Regions from separate parts of the Mus musculus genome. Here region 2 is linked to region 1. The links are chromatin loops, found by intact Hi-C in ENCODE. Cell type or tissue: left cerebral cortex. All regions are shown on one strand.

Region 1 (8,000 bases):
CTAGAGCAGAGTAACAGGGCCACAGAGCATGTGCAGTAGGCAGGTCTCTGCTCTCTCCCTCTCCATCTCCACCTCCCTCCTTCCTCTCTTCTTCATCCTCCTCCTTCTTCTTCCTTTTTTTTTTTTTTTTTTTTTTTTTTTTTTTAGTTTTTAGTTTTTCAAGTCAGAGTTTCTCTGCCCTGGCTGTCCTGGAGACCAGGCTGGCCTCAAATTCAGAACTCCACCTGCCTCTGCCTCTGCCTCTGCCTCTGCCTCTGCCTCTGCCTCTGCCTCTGCCTCTGCCTCTGCCTCTGCCTCTGCCTCTGCCTCTGCCTCTGCCTCTGCCTCTGCCTCTGCCTCTGCCTCTGCCTCTGCCTCTGCCTCTGCCTCTGCCTCTGCCTCTGCCTCTGCCTCTGCCTCTGCCTCTGCGCTGGGATTCTACCAACACCCGTCAAGTTTGACAGGTTTCATGCATCTGTTCAGAGTTGTTTCAGTGTTGTTTTGTTTTGTGTTTGGTTCTGTCACCTGGTCTTACTCTACATCACTGACTGGTTTGTAAAGCACTATATAGTCCAGACTGGTCTCAGATCCACACAGGTCCTCTTGCCTCTGCCTCCAGAGCTCTGGGATTGGGGTGTGCTCCACCCTGCTGTGCTGTTTCTGGTTCTTAAATTCTCCAGCTCTTTCATCTTTTACAGTCTACATCCTGCTGGCAGTCTGAGAGAGTACTGAGTGTTAAGAAACTGTATCTATGTGTTCTTACAGAATGTTCCCTACCCTGGGCCTTTTGGTCCTCCTCCTCCAGGAAGCCTTCCCAGTCTCCAAGGCAATGGCTCCCTCATATGTATTTATACCTCCTGAGGCAGTCTCAGCCTCTTGCGCTGTGGTCCATTGTGTCCAGTCCTGTGAGCTACTGCAGATAAAGTTAGCAGCTGAATCATCTGCGCATGAAGTCATGCATGCAAGGATTGTAGGCGTGATGTATGGCTCCTACTTCTCCCTCGGTCCCTCCAGAATTTCAGGAGAACTTTTCTGACCAAGAAATTCATTTCTGATGGGCAGTGGTGGCACACAACTGTAATCCCAGCACTTGGGGAGCAGAGGCAGGTGGATAGCTGTGAGTTCAAGGCCAGCCTGATTTACAGAGCCAGTTCCAGACCAGTCTCTCTGCTACTTTCTTAGCAAGACCCACAGAGCACCCACATTCACTGAGGTACATGGTTGTTTTCTCCACTGTTTTGATATGCCCACCTTGTAGGAGCCCCACTGAAGTGCGGCATGTGTGTGCATGTATGTGGTATGTGTGTACTTGTGTATGGTGTGTGCACATTTGTGTGTGTACTTGTGTGTATAGTGTGTGTATATGGATATGGCATGTGTGTGTATTTGTGTGTATATATGTGTGTGTGTGCTGTGTATATATGTATGTGATGTGTATGTATGCATAGTATATGTATATGTGTATGTGGTGTGTATGTATGTGTGCTGTGTGCAGGCTATGTGTGTATATGTGTGTATGTATACATATGTGATATGTGTGTATGTAGTGTATATGTTTGTGTATGCTGTGTATGTATGTGGATTATATGTGTGCATGTATAAAGTATATGTAGTATGTATGTATGTGTATGTACATGTGTGTGGTATGTTTGTGGAGTGTGTATATGTGAGTAGTACATGTATATGTGTATACACTTGTGTGTGTGTGTATGTGTTTGTGTATGTGTACATATGCTATGTGTATATGTGTGTGAGTGTGTATGTATGTGTTGTATGTATTGTGTGGGTTGTGTGTGAGGTATGTGTATTTGTGTATATGTGTATGTATGTACATGTGTGGTACATGTATGTGGAGTATATGTATATGTACTTGTGTGTATGTGTGTGTGGCATGTGTGAGTGTTGTATGTGCATGCATGTGCATATGTGTAGTATATGTATGTGCATGTGTGTATATGTGTGTATGTATGTGTGTTATGTGTGTATGTGTGTGCATGTGTGTATGTGCATGCATCTCTGTATATGTGTGCATGTATGTTTGTGTGTGTGTGTGTGGTGTGAGGTGAGGTGAGAAGCAGGGGTTTGATGCTGGCTATCTGTGGCTGAAGGTTCAGCTCTGTCAAGTTATTCTGACTTTGTGCACTTCTCTACCTGAGTTTCTCCATCAGCAAGTAGTAGCAGTCAGGTAGAGAAAGATCAGATGTTAGCTTTATGATGATACAAAGCTCTTTTAAGCCCCAAATGGATAGACTAAGAATCACACCACAAAGAGTTACAGTGACTCCCTCCTGACAAACTCCAGCCGGTTCCTACCTCTGGTTCCAATGGTTTCATTAAGTGAAGATACTGCTTACGGATATTAAGTATACTGCTTAGGGGATGCTGCGCTTTTTTTTTTCTTCTTTCTTTTTGTTTCTCTATTTGTATGAGTGCATACAGGTGATTTCCTGCGTGCATGCCCATGCACTGTGTGCATCCAGTGCCCAGAAGAGGGTGTTAGATCCCCTGGGACTAGAGTTGCAGACAGTTATGAACTGCCACGGGGAGTTGAGAATCAAAACCTGTGTACTCTGGAAGAGCAGCCAGTGCTCCTAATCGTGGAGCCACCTCCCCAGCCCCAGTTTTTTTTTTCCCTTTTCTAAGAATTTTTAAATTATTTATATGTGTGTGTGTGTGTCTGTACTTGTGTGTGCCAGTGTCTGAGGAGGCCAGAAGGTATTGGATCCCTTGGAACTGAAGTTACAGGCAGTTGTCAGCTGCCGTGGGGGTGCTGAGACCTGGACTCCAGTCCCTGGAAGATCAGCAAGCACTTTTGATGCACAGCCATCCTGTCTGGACCCACATTCTGTGTGTTTTGAAGAATACCATCTTTGGTCTCATTTAGGAACTGCTGTACAGCTTATATGATAGCCTAAATAATAACACTCTATGGAAATTGTCCTTGTTGAGTGGAAGAAAAAGTGAGATGCGTGGGGGTGAGACACATGCTCCCATGTGGCAGTTGGGAACTTCGGTGGTAGGGTTGGCCTCTGACTATCTCTCATGTAAGACAGAGAAGTTCAGTGGCTTGCTTAAGGTGGCCCAAGTTTCTTCTCTGTCATATTACTTCCTTATGCAGGCCGATGGAATTTTCCAGGATCCTGGGGCTCGATGTGACTTCTGTGGTCCTTAGATGTTTGGCGGAGATTACGAGGGCAGCAACATCCTGACTGTCAGAAGATCACACTTGGTGCCTCAGCAGGCCCAGTAGGTAAGAAGGTAGGAAGAGACTCTCAGGAATCTAAGGCCGGAGATCAGAACACTCCACCCCTAAGTGCCCAGTTCTTCCCTTCCTGCCCCTTCTTCCTCCAGTAAGCCCTGCAGGAAGGAGGCCTTGTTATCTGCTTCCGGAAGCAGCCCCCACTGAGATAGTTCCTCACCTTAGCCTGGCCCCGCCTCTCCTCTCCCTGGACAGTGAAAGTGGAGCCGTCACACTGTCCACGATCACGCATGTGGTTTATTCTCAGGACGTGTCCTGCTTTGTCCCCCCAAGTTCATCTTCTCGAGAGCCCCAGATGGGCCCTGACTATCCCTATTTGACAGAAGAGGAAACTGAGGCTCAGAATGGGCGAGTACTTTGGTGGTGGGGACCTTGCTCTTAATCACAGCCTTCAGAATACAGGTCCACACTGGGTACATCTGGGCAAAGGTCTGCCGTGCCACTTGATCAGAAGTGTGATCTGAGGGGAGGACCGGACAGAATGAGCTCCTGAGATGAGGCTCTCCGCTCCAATCTAACCTCAGTTTCTGGGTGACTTTGAACACATTGCTTGCCCTCTCTCTGTGCCTTGAGAGACTTCTGCAGTGCCACAGGAGTGAGACTAACACCCCCCCCACACACACACCACCCCAGAAGCTCATGATGCTGTGACTGGCAGAGGGGAAGGACAAATAAAGGTGGCTTTTGAGTGTTATTTGGGCTCCTCACGACCCGCCTGGGCACCACAGCCAGTTCTGTGGCCTTAGTTTGTGTCTGGGCAGACTTTTATTTAAATGCCTTTACTAATGTTAGCTTGCAGTGGAATCCACAATGGACAAGAAAGTAATTGGGAAATATTTCTTCAACAAATAAAAGAGCCAACGGGGCCTGTCAGTTCACAGCTTGAACCGGGCTCTGGGCCCAGTTTCCTCTCTAGCCTCTGTGAGCTGTAAAATGAGAACATGCATACATATGCACACGCACGTGTACACGCGCATGCGCGCACGCACGCACACACACACACACAAACACACACTCCCCTGTGATCTATGATTTAGAGACAGGGTCTTGCCTTGAAGATCCGGTTAACTTCAAACTCATGATTCTCCTGCCTCAGCATCCCAAGTACTAGAATCACAGTTACATGCCACTGAGGCCTAATACGTTTGCAGTCTCTGACGTACCTGTTATGGTCACTAAAATCCTGCCCGCTATCTCATCTCTTGTCCTGGTGCCTCCTGAGGCCTGCCTTGTCCAGATCACCAGGTAGAAGAGCCTGGGTCTCAATGAACTCGGTGATGGGAACTCGGGTGGGCAGAGAATGAGGAAGGACCACAGTGCCCCAAGGACAGGTTGCTCCCTCTTTGGCCCCTAAGTCCACCCTCCCCCCAAGTGGCTGGGGGCCTGGCCTGAGATCAGAGGTCCACCAGCGTCAAGCCGACCCTGCCCAGCGCGTCAAGAGGCGCCTTCTCAGCGCAGAACAATGCCGGTTCTTTGAAGGACCGGGCAGCAGGGGATGGGTGTTCTCCAAACACTGGGCCTCCTTTGCAAAACAGGCTTTGATTCCCAGGCCCAGAGGCCCCAGGTGCCTGTTGGGCGGCAGTCGGGTGGCTGGGGGCTTTGTTTGGCAGGAAAGGGGGCCTTGGAGACTCAGGAACAAAGGCGGGGACAGAGCTGGATGGAGTTGTGGTGGCCTGGGTAGGCAATCAGGCTTACAAAGGTGGGGGTGGGGTCTGTACCTCTCTGGCAGTCCCTCTTCGGCCTGTCCCACTCAGGGCAGTCCCTGTTCTCTGTAACTCTGTCACGGATACAGCATGTGCAGTCGGACTTCCAGGTTGGCCTGGTAGCCCCTGGGTTCCAAAAAACCTCTAATTTGGAAATGAAGTCGATAAGACCGGAGATCAGAATCCAAGAAGCAGGAGCCAGAGAGCCTAGAACGGAAAGTCCCTGGCCTGTGCCCCAAGTCTTAGGGTACAGTGTTAAAAGTGAGGGGTCTGATTTGTGTCAGATATCATGCTGAGTGCTGGAGACACCTGGCTCTCTCACTTGACCCCCATGTTCCCGACCGATGCGGCCTCTGCCTCTCTGCTCACTGTTGCTCTTTCAGCTCTGTAAGTTTGGCCTCGCAGATCCAGAACTAAGGACTCCATGCCCTCAAGCTGGGGCAGGGCTGGCTCTCAGCCTCTTTCAAGCCATGGCTTAGAATCTTACATTCTTCAAGGCAGCTCATTGGCCTCCCTGAACCCTGACTCTGGATATAACACAGGAGCCCCTGGCCTGGGTACCTCAGCCAGTTTTATTTACACTTGTAGCTCCATCTAGACTCTGCTAGACAGTAGAATAGCATTTTCAGTTAATTGTCTGTGTAAACAGATTACCCTCCACAATGTGGAGATGGGTCTCTCACACTGGGGAGAAGGAGGGGAGAGGAGAGAGAGAGAGAGAGAGAGAGAGGTTTTATAGAGTTGAATGATATAAAATCACTGTTCCTGTGTCATAGGTGACTGGGTATGGGTATTTCCATATGGTTCAACCTAATACTTGTGGAAGGAATAAGTGAAGAGTCCTCAAAACTATCATGAAGCGGATTGAAAAGAATAGTGTGGGGGGCAGGGCGGGGCTGGGCTGGAGCGATGGATGGCTCAGCGGTTAAGAGTACTTGCTGTCCTTGCTGAGGTTCGATTCCCAGCTCACGGCCATCTGTAACTCCAGTCCCAGAGGACACAGTGCCTTCTTTTGGTCTCTGTAGACATGTGATACACAGACATACATGTAGACAAAACACTCAGAAACAAAATAAAAACAAATACAATCTTCAAAAAAGAAAGGAAGGAAGAAGGCTTGGACTCGGGGTTAGCCAGGCTAGGTGGCATATGCCTGCGGTTCTGGCACAGGCCCGGGGAGTGGAGGCAGTAGGGTCAGGAATTGGAGAACATTCTATGCTATGTAGGAAGTTTGAGGCCAACCTGGGCTACATGAGACACGGTCTTTAGGCAAAACAAAGATTCAGAGAATTAAAATGGTAGAGCTGAGAGTCAATCTGTAGATCACTCCAGTGCTAACCAATGCCTAACAGATATTCCTTTCCTTTCCTTTCCTTTCTTTTTTTCTTTTTTTTAAAGATGTATTTATTTTCATGAGTACACTGCAGATACACATCAGAAGAGAGCATCAGATCCCATTATAGATGGTTGTGAGACACCATGTGGTTGCTGGGAATTGAACTTAGGACCTCTGGAAGAGCAGTCACTGATCTTAACCACTGAGCCATCTCTCTAGCCTCTAACAAATATTTCTAATATGGCAGTTTCTCTAGTTAACCCACTATGAGCATACCTAAGCCGAGCCTGCTACCTCTTTTGAGGCCTTAGTCTGCCAGGTCAGTGAAATAGTAACAAGAAATTCAGAGGGACTGAAATGCCTTTCACCCACAAGCTCTACAACTGCCAGGCATATAGCAATTTCCCAGTGCCCTTCATCGGAGTGTGCATCAGGCTGCTGCTAGACTTCATTGAGCCCAGAGATTCTGTCCAAGGGGCTAGTGACACATCCATCTCAGCCCTAGGGGAGTCCTGAAGGGAGCTGGACAGATAGGACCCTGCTCCAAGGCTCACCCAAGACTGCAGGTGCCTGGTAGGCAGCAGGTCACAGGAGTCTGATGAGGAGGTGAAGTGGGAACAGCCCACCCGAGTGCTGAGCAGGGTTTGGCCACCTAGCAAGCCAGTGGCTTTGGTGTCCAGATGCCAGACCTCTAATAGGGGGAAAAATGAGAGCATAGTATGCTTTGTTTCATTTTTCTTTTTTTCCTTTTTAATGATGTCTTTATTTTAGTCCCATGTGTAGAGTGTCTCACCTGCCTGCATGTATGTGCACCAGGTATGTATCTGTTGGATCCCCTGGAACTGGCGTGACAGATGGTTGTGAGCTGACATGGAGGTGCTGGGAATTGAACCTGGGTGCTCTTCAACAAGTACTCTTCATGGCCGAGTCATCTCTCCAACCCTGAATAACACGACTGCTAAAGCCAAACGAGATAATCTGCACTGGGGCTTTGAGTTCTGAGTGCTGAAGAGACGGCAGTGGTCAGTACTAAGCCGTTCAGTGGTTCACATTGCCACAGGTCTGGAGATTTGCCAGAGGTGGCAAAAGCTGCCCATATTTATTTCAGGGACCTGACTACTCTCATCCCTCCCGGAGTCTCACTGCCCTCCTTGGAGAAAATCCAACTGTGGCAATTCCTGTGGCTTTGCTTCAGTGAATCCAAACCTTCAGGTGTGGCCCTGCAGGGGAGAGGTGTTCCCTGCTAAGAGCTGAGCTCTCATTCTGGTCATTAGAATCACAAAACAAAAGAGACCAGAATTTCAGACTCCTGGAAATGACTGACCCTCCTGGAAGATAATTATGATATTTGGAATTTTTTTGTTGTTGCATAAACTCGTGTTTATCCTAAAACTGTAGGTGACAGGTACTCTAATCCAACTATAAACAGGAGAAGAACACCAGGTCCAGAGAGGAGAGACAGCCACCAATAGTCAGCAGCAGCCCCTGTGAGCATTGCTGTCTCCCTAGCTGTGACGATGACTCCCTAGGGTTGGCTTTTCAGGGTAGAGAGTCAAGCCTATTTTCTGGATTGGTTTTTTTCCCTCTTTATATGCTTATTGATTGATTGATTGATTGCCTGAATTCTCATGGAGCAAGCTATGTAGCTCAGGCTGGCTTTGAACTCATGATCCTCCTGCCTCCGCCTCCTTCAGCAAATCCTACCATCGTACATCATTGCAAC
Region 2 (8,000 bases), 50 kb before region 1:
TGGCATGGATGTGCACAAGTCAACAACACACATTCACTCAGAACTCCATCTGTTCCCATACATGGTGTTTTATCAGGGCAACAGAAACCTAAGACACCCTCCTTTGGCAATCTTCATGGATACTAAGTATCCTTTGTGGGGTTCTTTTAGTCTTTGCCAGATGGATCCATATGGTGTCTTGTTATTTTTGACAGAAGACTCAAAGTGGCTCTGAGGTAGATGCAGGCTGGTGATGGAGCTCTGTGGGAGACGGCTTGCCTATCCCCAGCATTGGAAACAAACAAGGCTACTTCGTTTTTGTTTTTGTTTTCTTTGAGACAGCAAGACTCTAAGCATGGTGACACACAGGGACAGCGTAGGAAATCAGTGCTGCCTGCCAAGCTTCTGGCAGTGGGTCTAAGGTCACTCACTGTCTTCGATGTGTCAGCTACTGGGGCAAGCCCACTGATTTCCTGTCCCATGTTTGTGGGCTTTGCAGTAGGAACAGGGTTTGTGGCCTTACCTGCCACACCTCTCTCGTGGTGATTGCTCCCTCTGACCCAGTCTGAGGACCTGGGCCTGGCTGGGCCTGGCTGGGCAATGCTAATGAGGGTGGAACAAGAGGTGTACAATGTGGAGCCCTGGGGTTAGTCTTTGTCCTCCGAAACTCAGGGACTCTGCTGAAGATGTGGCTGGACAGCAGATGCTCCTTGCGTGAGAGGAACCCTGACAGCTCAGAAACAAAGCAACAGACACCTCCTGCACTGGGGGCGGGAGCTGCCTTCCTGGATGCAAGCAGAGCTCCTGAGCTCTGCCTGCTCCTTCCTGACTGTGGAACAGACCATGGGATTAAGGCCAGCTCCATGCCACTTGAGTCAAGACTGATGACCTGGGTACAGTACCTAGGACCCAACATAGTGGAGGGAACCAAATCCTGAATGTTGACATCTAAAAGCTACATGTTTGTCATGGGCACGTACATGTACGAGTACATACACACACACACACACACACACACACACACACAGTCAAAAGAGAGAGATGGTAGATTTAAAAAAAACACACACCAAGCTGGACAATACCTTTAAGCCAGTACTCAGGAGGCAGAGGCGTCGCCACGTGTCTCTGAATTCAAGGCCAGCCTCGTCTACATAGTAAGTTCTAGGATAGCCAGGGCTACACAGAGAAACCCTGTCTTAAAAAACAATAAAAATTCACCCAAACCATGTGACCATGCATATTTTCATCTAGAATAGAAGGGACTAGAGTCTCGAGGGCTAAGATATACTACTTGCTCTATGCTTGACACTTGTGACCCCACAGGCACTCTCAAAGGCTAGGACTATCTTGTCCACTTTACAGATGAGCAAAGTGTGACCCAGAAAAGAGAACTGGCTTTGCCTGAACTCCCCTGGGAATGAGCAGCAGAGGTGGCAGTGAACTCAGACTTATCAGGAAAACTCATCTGGCCTTGTGTAGACGGTTGATAAAGGGAGGAAGAGAGAAAGCAGAGAAACTGGTGATGCTCGCCTGTAATCCAGCACTCAGAGAAACGCAGAAGTCCAAGGTCATCCTCAACTACACAGAGTTCAACACCCATACAGCTGCTTGACACTATTGCAAACCACAGACAAAAGGGGGGGGGGGGGGACCTGGGCTGGCCAGATGGCTTAGCCGGTAAGAGCACTGACTGCTCTTCTGAAGGTCCTGAGTTCAAATCCCAGCAACCACATGGTGGCTCACAACCATCTGTAATGGAATCTGATGCCCTTTTCTGGTGTGTGTCTGAAGACAGCTACAGTGTACTTATGTATAATAATAAAGAAATCTTTAAAAAGAAAAGAAAAGATGTAGGGAGGGGCTCTGCAACCTCTCAGAATTCAAGAGCACCTCTGACACTGATATTTGGAAGCGTGCTGTCACCCACTAGGTGATGAAGTGAAGCTATCGATGCTATTCTCAGTGGGCATGGCATGATGGCTGGATTGGGGACCCACTCTGAAGACCCGGCAAGTCTCTGACAAGCTGCCCTGAGATGGCCCTGCATTCCAAAGAGGGAGGAAAGGCCTCACTGGACACTGGCGAGTATTTGCTGATGGAGATCCCACCCTGTGCTGGTGACCTTTACTACATGATATCCCACCTACCCTTCCGGCCTTGCAGTATGGAGAGTACACTGTTATGACTCTTGTTCCTTGGAGAAAGTCCAGGAGGGCACCGGTAAGGTTAGATAAATGTCCAGTGTCACCTAACCGACTTGGGACCCCCTACTTTCTAAACCATTGTCCAAGAACGAGGCAGTTATAGTGAGACCTTCAGCATGTACCTCACCTGAACTCAGTAGCTCATCTCTCAGCCCTGGCAGGCACCAGGACCTTTCTCACCTTACTAATGGAGAAACTGAGGCAGGTGGTCGGGTTGGGGGGGGGGAGCAGGGGAGAGGCAGGTGCCTTTCCTCAACTCAACAAGCTCAATTTGGAATGCCGGCTAGGGAGCTGAAGGAAATATTTGAGTGTTTCTGGATCCCTGCCTGCCTGAGAAGCAGTGACCTCAGCCAAGCCTGGCTGGCCTCACTTCCAGGGAATCAAGGTGGGGCAGGATGGGTAGGGAGTGAGGTCAGAGGGGAAGCAGGCATGGAAGAGGAGGAGGCAAGTCCCTGGGGATGATGGGAAGAGCGAGGAAGGGATCCTGGATAGGCCAGGAATTGGAGGTCAGCCCAAAGTAAGTTAGCAAGGGTTTAAGCAGGGGCCATGTGGGAGTGTGCAGCCCCAGGATCAGAGGTTCTTAAGTGAAAACGTTGAGTTTGGACTAATGGTCTCCGTGCACCTCGGTGTTCCCATCCTTAAAAGAACAGAAGCCCAGTGGGCACCTGGATCGTGGCCTGAGTTAGATCCTGGCTCTTCTATCTGCTATGTGACCTGAGTCTACCCCAGTGGGTAGATCTCAGCATCCTTATCTGAAAATTTAAACGTCCAGTATCAGAGGAGTGCTGTGAGGGTGAGGGGGTCTGGCAACTCTTTACCCAGTAAGTCATTACTGCCTCTTCTCGTTCATCACGCTTATCACTGTCTCACCACTTTGTCCTTGTTGTCATCATGCATCTGAAGGGGTCCCAGGCAGGCTTACACCAAGCACCTTGCACTGGTGTTATTAAATAATTACAGGCAAAGTGGCAGGTGCTCTATGATCAGAGTAATGGAAAACAAAAAAACAAAAAACAAAAACAAAAGAAGAGCCCCTGATTGTGTTCTGTGGAACGAGGGGCTGTTTCATTGAGGCAGTGAGGGCCAAGGCAGCACCTAGCCACTGGGGCTAGGTCTCAAGTCAGTGAGCTGAGCTGAACTATCGACATAGTAGCATTACTTGGGCCACTTTCAAACAATCCCAGTCCCCGGTCGGTCCAAGCCATCGATATTCTGAGCCAGCAGTTCTCAGGTGAGACCCAGGAACTGTCACTGTGGAAAGCCTGTGACCACTAGGATGAGGACTGTGTTTCCTTTCTTTCAGTTGTTTCTGGATCCTACCCAGGCCTCTCTTTGGCCATGTGAATATGGTACAAATAGGTAGTAGGTTTCTCCCTGCCCACTCCAGGGAGTTCAGTCACGTCCTTTCAGCTCCTCTGAGCTTGAAATTCTTTGTCACCTAGAGTATGACTAAGAACAAGTCGACTGAGACAGGAAACTCACCCATGGGTCAAACATTTGCTTCAGGGTCCACGGGTCCAGCCTCAAGTCCTTGAGGCTTCCTGGTCCCCCTTACCCCCACTCTCTTCTGTCCTGGCTTAAACTTCCCAGTGGGACTCCCACACCCTGGCCCAGCCTAAGTCCTGGTGCTCAGGATGAGGGCAAACTGTACAGCCCACCACCTTCTATCCCCAGCCCACCCAGTAGACAATTGTCTTGAGTTAGGTCTGAATAGCTCCTGCCTAGGATGAGGTCAAAGAACATTTCCTCACCGGGCAGCAGGAGCAACAAACACAAGGAAATGACAAGGATTCCGGAGATTTCAGAGCACAGAGCTCAGGTACAGGATGGACCCCCTGCAGAGAGCTGAGGCTGACACTCAGGGCAGCTTCCTCACCCCCCTCCTGGAGCCAGCTCCGCAGCTTCAGGCTTCCTCTGTTCTTTTCTCTCATCAGGATCCCTTGTGCACGCCAACCCCCAACTCCATTTCTGCCTTCAGTCACCTGGTGCCAGGAATCGACATTTCTCCCTTCCTCCATCGGACACATAGTGACATATAGGGACTTAGAGCCAGACACGAATACAGCTAGCGGAACAATACACCCTCATCTGGAAAAAAACAGCGTAACCAAACGACTGTAATGCAACATCGTTATTGCCACCGCGGTGTTGTGTATGCTGGCTTATAAAACCAGGGTGTGACTGATAGAAGGATGACCAGAGAATGGGTAGAAACCGAAGGAGAGACAAAGAGGGCAAGGGACAGAGGTGTGAGCTGGTGTTTACAATGGATGGGACTCAGGTGAAGTTCAAGGGTGCAGAGGGAGAGGAGGCGGGAGAGGAGGCTGGTGAAGGGCCTTGCGTGCCATACTGAGGAACTGTCGATGGGTAGGCACTGGAGAGTCTGAGGGGGTGGGGGTCAGGGTCAGCTTTGTGGTTTAGAACAGTCGTGTGGAAGTTGGGCAAAAAAACTGAACCAGTGAGACATAGCAGCAGTGTGAGGCGGGTCTCCGAGGAGGGAGCAGTTACTGGAGAGAGTGGCTGGACAAGCTGGCCCCACTGAGGGCAACTGGGTGTCTGGCGGAGGCTGGGGCAGTCAGGAGCTCCTGGACTTTGGGTTTGAAGATGCTCAGAAGTAGATGCAGCTCTGTCTGAGGACCATCCACAGCAGCCCACATCTGGAGACCAGAGCAGAGGGCAGCCCTGGAGAAGAGCTTCCACAACCCTGAAGGGTGTCGGCTGGGTCACTGGAATGTGACTCTCAGGTACAGGGCAGAGGAGACGTGACCTCTTCTTTTTTATGGCTACTTGCAGAAAAATGAGTCATCCACACCTGAGGCATCCGGGCCCATTTTCTCGACGTGTGGCCTCCCTCATGAGACTCCCCTCAGGCAGCTCATTTGGATTCCAGTTACCATCTGCTCCAGACCTGGAGCTGACATCTGTCTTGCTTTGGGCTCCAAGCTCACGTGAGAATGAACTCTGTCTTGGTTTTACTGGCCTGCGTGACTTCAGGAACATACCCACCTTGCTAGCCCCCTCAGGATGCAATCCCAGGATGAGGAACAAGGAAGACAGCAGAGCTTGCTCCCTGCAGCCCCCTGCTCAAGTAGTTATCCAGGTGATAAACCTGTCTTGTGAGCATACCATGCCTGGCCAGGGATTGACTCCTATAGGTTGACTCCAATTCCATCCTTGTGCTAGAAGAATTCTGAAGTTAATGGAGACAATCATTCAACCCAGCACACATGCTATAGAGCTATATAACCAGCACAGCTGCCGTGTGTCCTCTGACCTCCACCAGCAAGAGCATGTGTGTGCGAGAGCATATATACACATGTGCTTGCATGCGCCTATCGTGTGCGCACGGTGCGTGTACACACACACACACACACACACACACACACACACACACACACTCGCGCACTGGAGGGAGACGCCTATTTGCAACACCAGATTTGGAGGGAAAGGTGCTACCCATGGATCACCTGCCCCACTCCTGCCTCTGAAGCTGAGACAGGGATAGTAGATAAGTCTGAAACGTGTAAGTGCTTAGCACAAAGACTCTTGGATTCAGTTTTGTTTTGTTTTATTTTTTGTTTTGTGGTAGGGTCTCACTATGTGGCTCTGCTTGTCCTGGAACTCACTATGTAGATAAGGAAGGCTGGCCTCAAACTCCCCACCAAAACCCTTGGATTATTTTTTTATATATATATTTTAAAAAAATATTTTTAGCTTTCATGTACATTGATGTTTTGCCGGCATGTATGTGTGTGGGGTGTCAGTCATATCTTGGAGTTATAGACAGTTGTGAGCTGCCTTGTGAGTGTTGGGATTGGAATCTGGGTCCTCTGGAGGAACAGTCAGTTCTTTTATCCTCTGAGCTATTTTTCCAGCCCTTTTGGATTATTAAAGTCAGAGAACTGAAGATCTGCAGAACCTAGGCCTTTAAAACCTTCATGTAAACGAGGAAAATACCTAATAAAAAAAAAAACCTTCAACATAGGACCTAACTAAAAATATAGCACCTAAAGTACTGTTACCGCTGCTGCTAGGCTGGGCATACTTGTAGTTGGTCAGGCTATTTTGTGGATTCTTCTTTTTCCTACCCTTTATCCTCCCACTTCGTTTTTTCATTTAACACTATCTAGGAGAAAAAGGATAGAGGAGAGAGAGAGAGATCCCCGAGTCTAATTACTTTCCTTTTGTTTCTTCTTTGAGCACAACACCAACAAACTTCAGCCAATCGCCTTAAATGAACACCTGCACCCACCTTACCTAGTGGGATTCTAGCATTTATATAACCTCTGAAAAGTCCCTAGAATTTCAAACGTCACACAATCACGGAAACGTCCCTCTGCTAGAGCACAAGGCAAATCATGGTCAGCTGCTGCAGACTGTCTGAAGCAGCCCCATATCTCACCCCATGGGATTAAAACAAAAACCTGTTCTCAGAATATTTCTGTGTTTTTAAAGAAACCAAAATTCCAGAATTGTCACTATACAGAGTGGCACAGACCTCTAATCACTCAGGAGGTGGAGGCAAGCAGATCTTGGAGTTTGAAGCCAGTCTGGCTGGTCTACACAGTGAGTTCCAGGGCAGCCAGGACTCCATAGTGAGATCCTTCCTTGAAACAACAAACGTGAGAGCCTAGATATTAGCTAGAGAAGGTTGTCAAGAAGATTTCATTGTCCCTTCAGATGGATGTGACATTTCCCCTCACGCTTCAGGGTCCAAGATGGCTGCATTCAATTGTTTGGGTTTTATACTCTGTGATCTAGAGAAGGTTTCTCACACAGACGGACAGACTGTGTGAAAATGGAGTCTCTTGAAACCATACAGCTTATATTACCATGAGGGAAGACCCTGCTTTCTCGAGAGAAGCCTGCCAAATCCCCAGAGGTTCAACTTTACCTGTAGAGTCTAGCTCTACTTGAGCATGTTCACTGTGTCCTGGACCACGCTGACCCAGGTGTGATAAAATCAGGTCTTGGATTTCATGCAGAAATATCACTCCCCAAGCATTGTTTGTTTGTTTTGAGGGAGGGTGTAGCCCTGGCTGTCCTGGAACTCACTCTGTAGACCAGGCTGGCCTCGAACTCAGACATCTACCCGCCTCTGCTTCCTGAGTGCTGGGATTAAAGACATAAGAGGCTACCACGTGATCTTTTAACTTATTTTTTGAGGTAGAGTCTTGTTTATATAATGAAGGCTGACCTGGAGCTCTCTTTGTAGCCTGGTTGGCCTTGAACTTATGACCTTCCTGCCTCTGCTTGGGATTAGAGGCATGTTCTCCCGTGCCATGCTTGCTGTTTCTGTCACTTCTACCTTAGAATTCCCATCACCATGCTTACATTGCTTGTTTGTTCTTACGTGGTGTCGACTTTTCCAGGAGAGCTCCGAGGCTGTCAATCATCATGGGTTTAAATGCCAGCCTGATACTTCCAGCATTCTGTCATATCAGATTCTGGTTCTGATACTTTCATTTCTCCAAACTTAGTTTGGCCAGGAGTTTGTATTAGGATGTGCTGTTGTTGAAAGTTATAAAATGTACTTGATAAAAGGAAGGTAGTATAATAAAATGTGCCTCTAGTGTTCCGGCAGGGAGGCGTGAGGCAAGAGAGGTGTTCCACTCAGTCCGAGGGTGAGCTTTCTTTGTCTTTTCAGGTTTTTCTCTCCTTCAGTTAAGACCAGGTAGAGAGAGAAGGCTAAAGCTGACTATTCCCCTCTCCCAAATGGGAGGCTAGAAGAAGCTGATGTTGGCTTTTTCCCCTGCCCCAGGCCAACTAGGCTCTTACACAATCCCTGAAGTTGCACTCTGACAAAATAATTTCTCT

The links. Hi-C counts contacts between places; a loop is a spot of excess contacts. Peaks named below come from ENCODE experiments on the same cell type or tissue, not always from the same donor. Only the 100,000 strongest peaks of a DNase experiment are listed, where the experiment ranks them.
Region 2: a loop joins it to region 1, with 8 times the contacts of the local background. A loop is called at or near these places in 3 of 42 quality-filtered maps.

The regions. Positions count from the first base shown.
Region 1 is chr4:119,041,174-119,049,173 of GRCm38, reverse strand. No RefSeq gene overlaps it. Among named protein-coding and RNA genes, the nearest start is that of Lincred2, 5.8 kb to the left of the region's middle. In left cerebral cortex, no CTCF peak of the experiment used is centred here; a DNase peak (open chromatin) is centred at 4,712; H3K27ac peaks cover 3,421 bases.
Region 2 is chr4:119,091,152-119,099,151 of GRCm38, reverse strand. No RefSeq gene overlaps it. Among named protein-coding and RNA genes, the nearest start is that of Slc2a1, 14 kb to the left of the region's middle. In left cerebral cortex, no CTCF peak of the experiment used is centred here; DNase peaks (open chromatin) are centred at 155, 738 and 3,986; H3K27ac peaks cover 1,788 bases.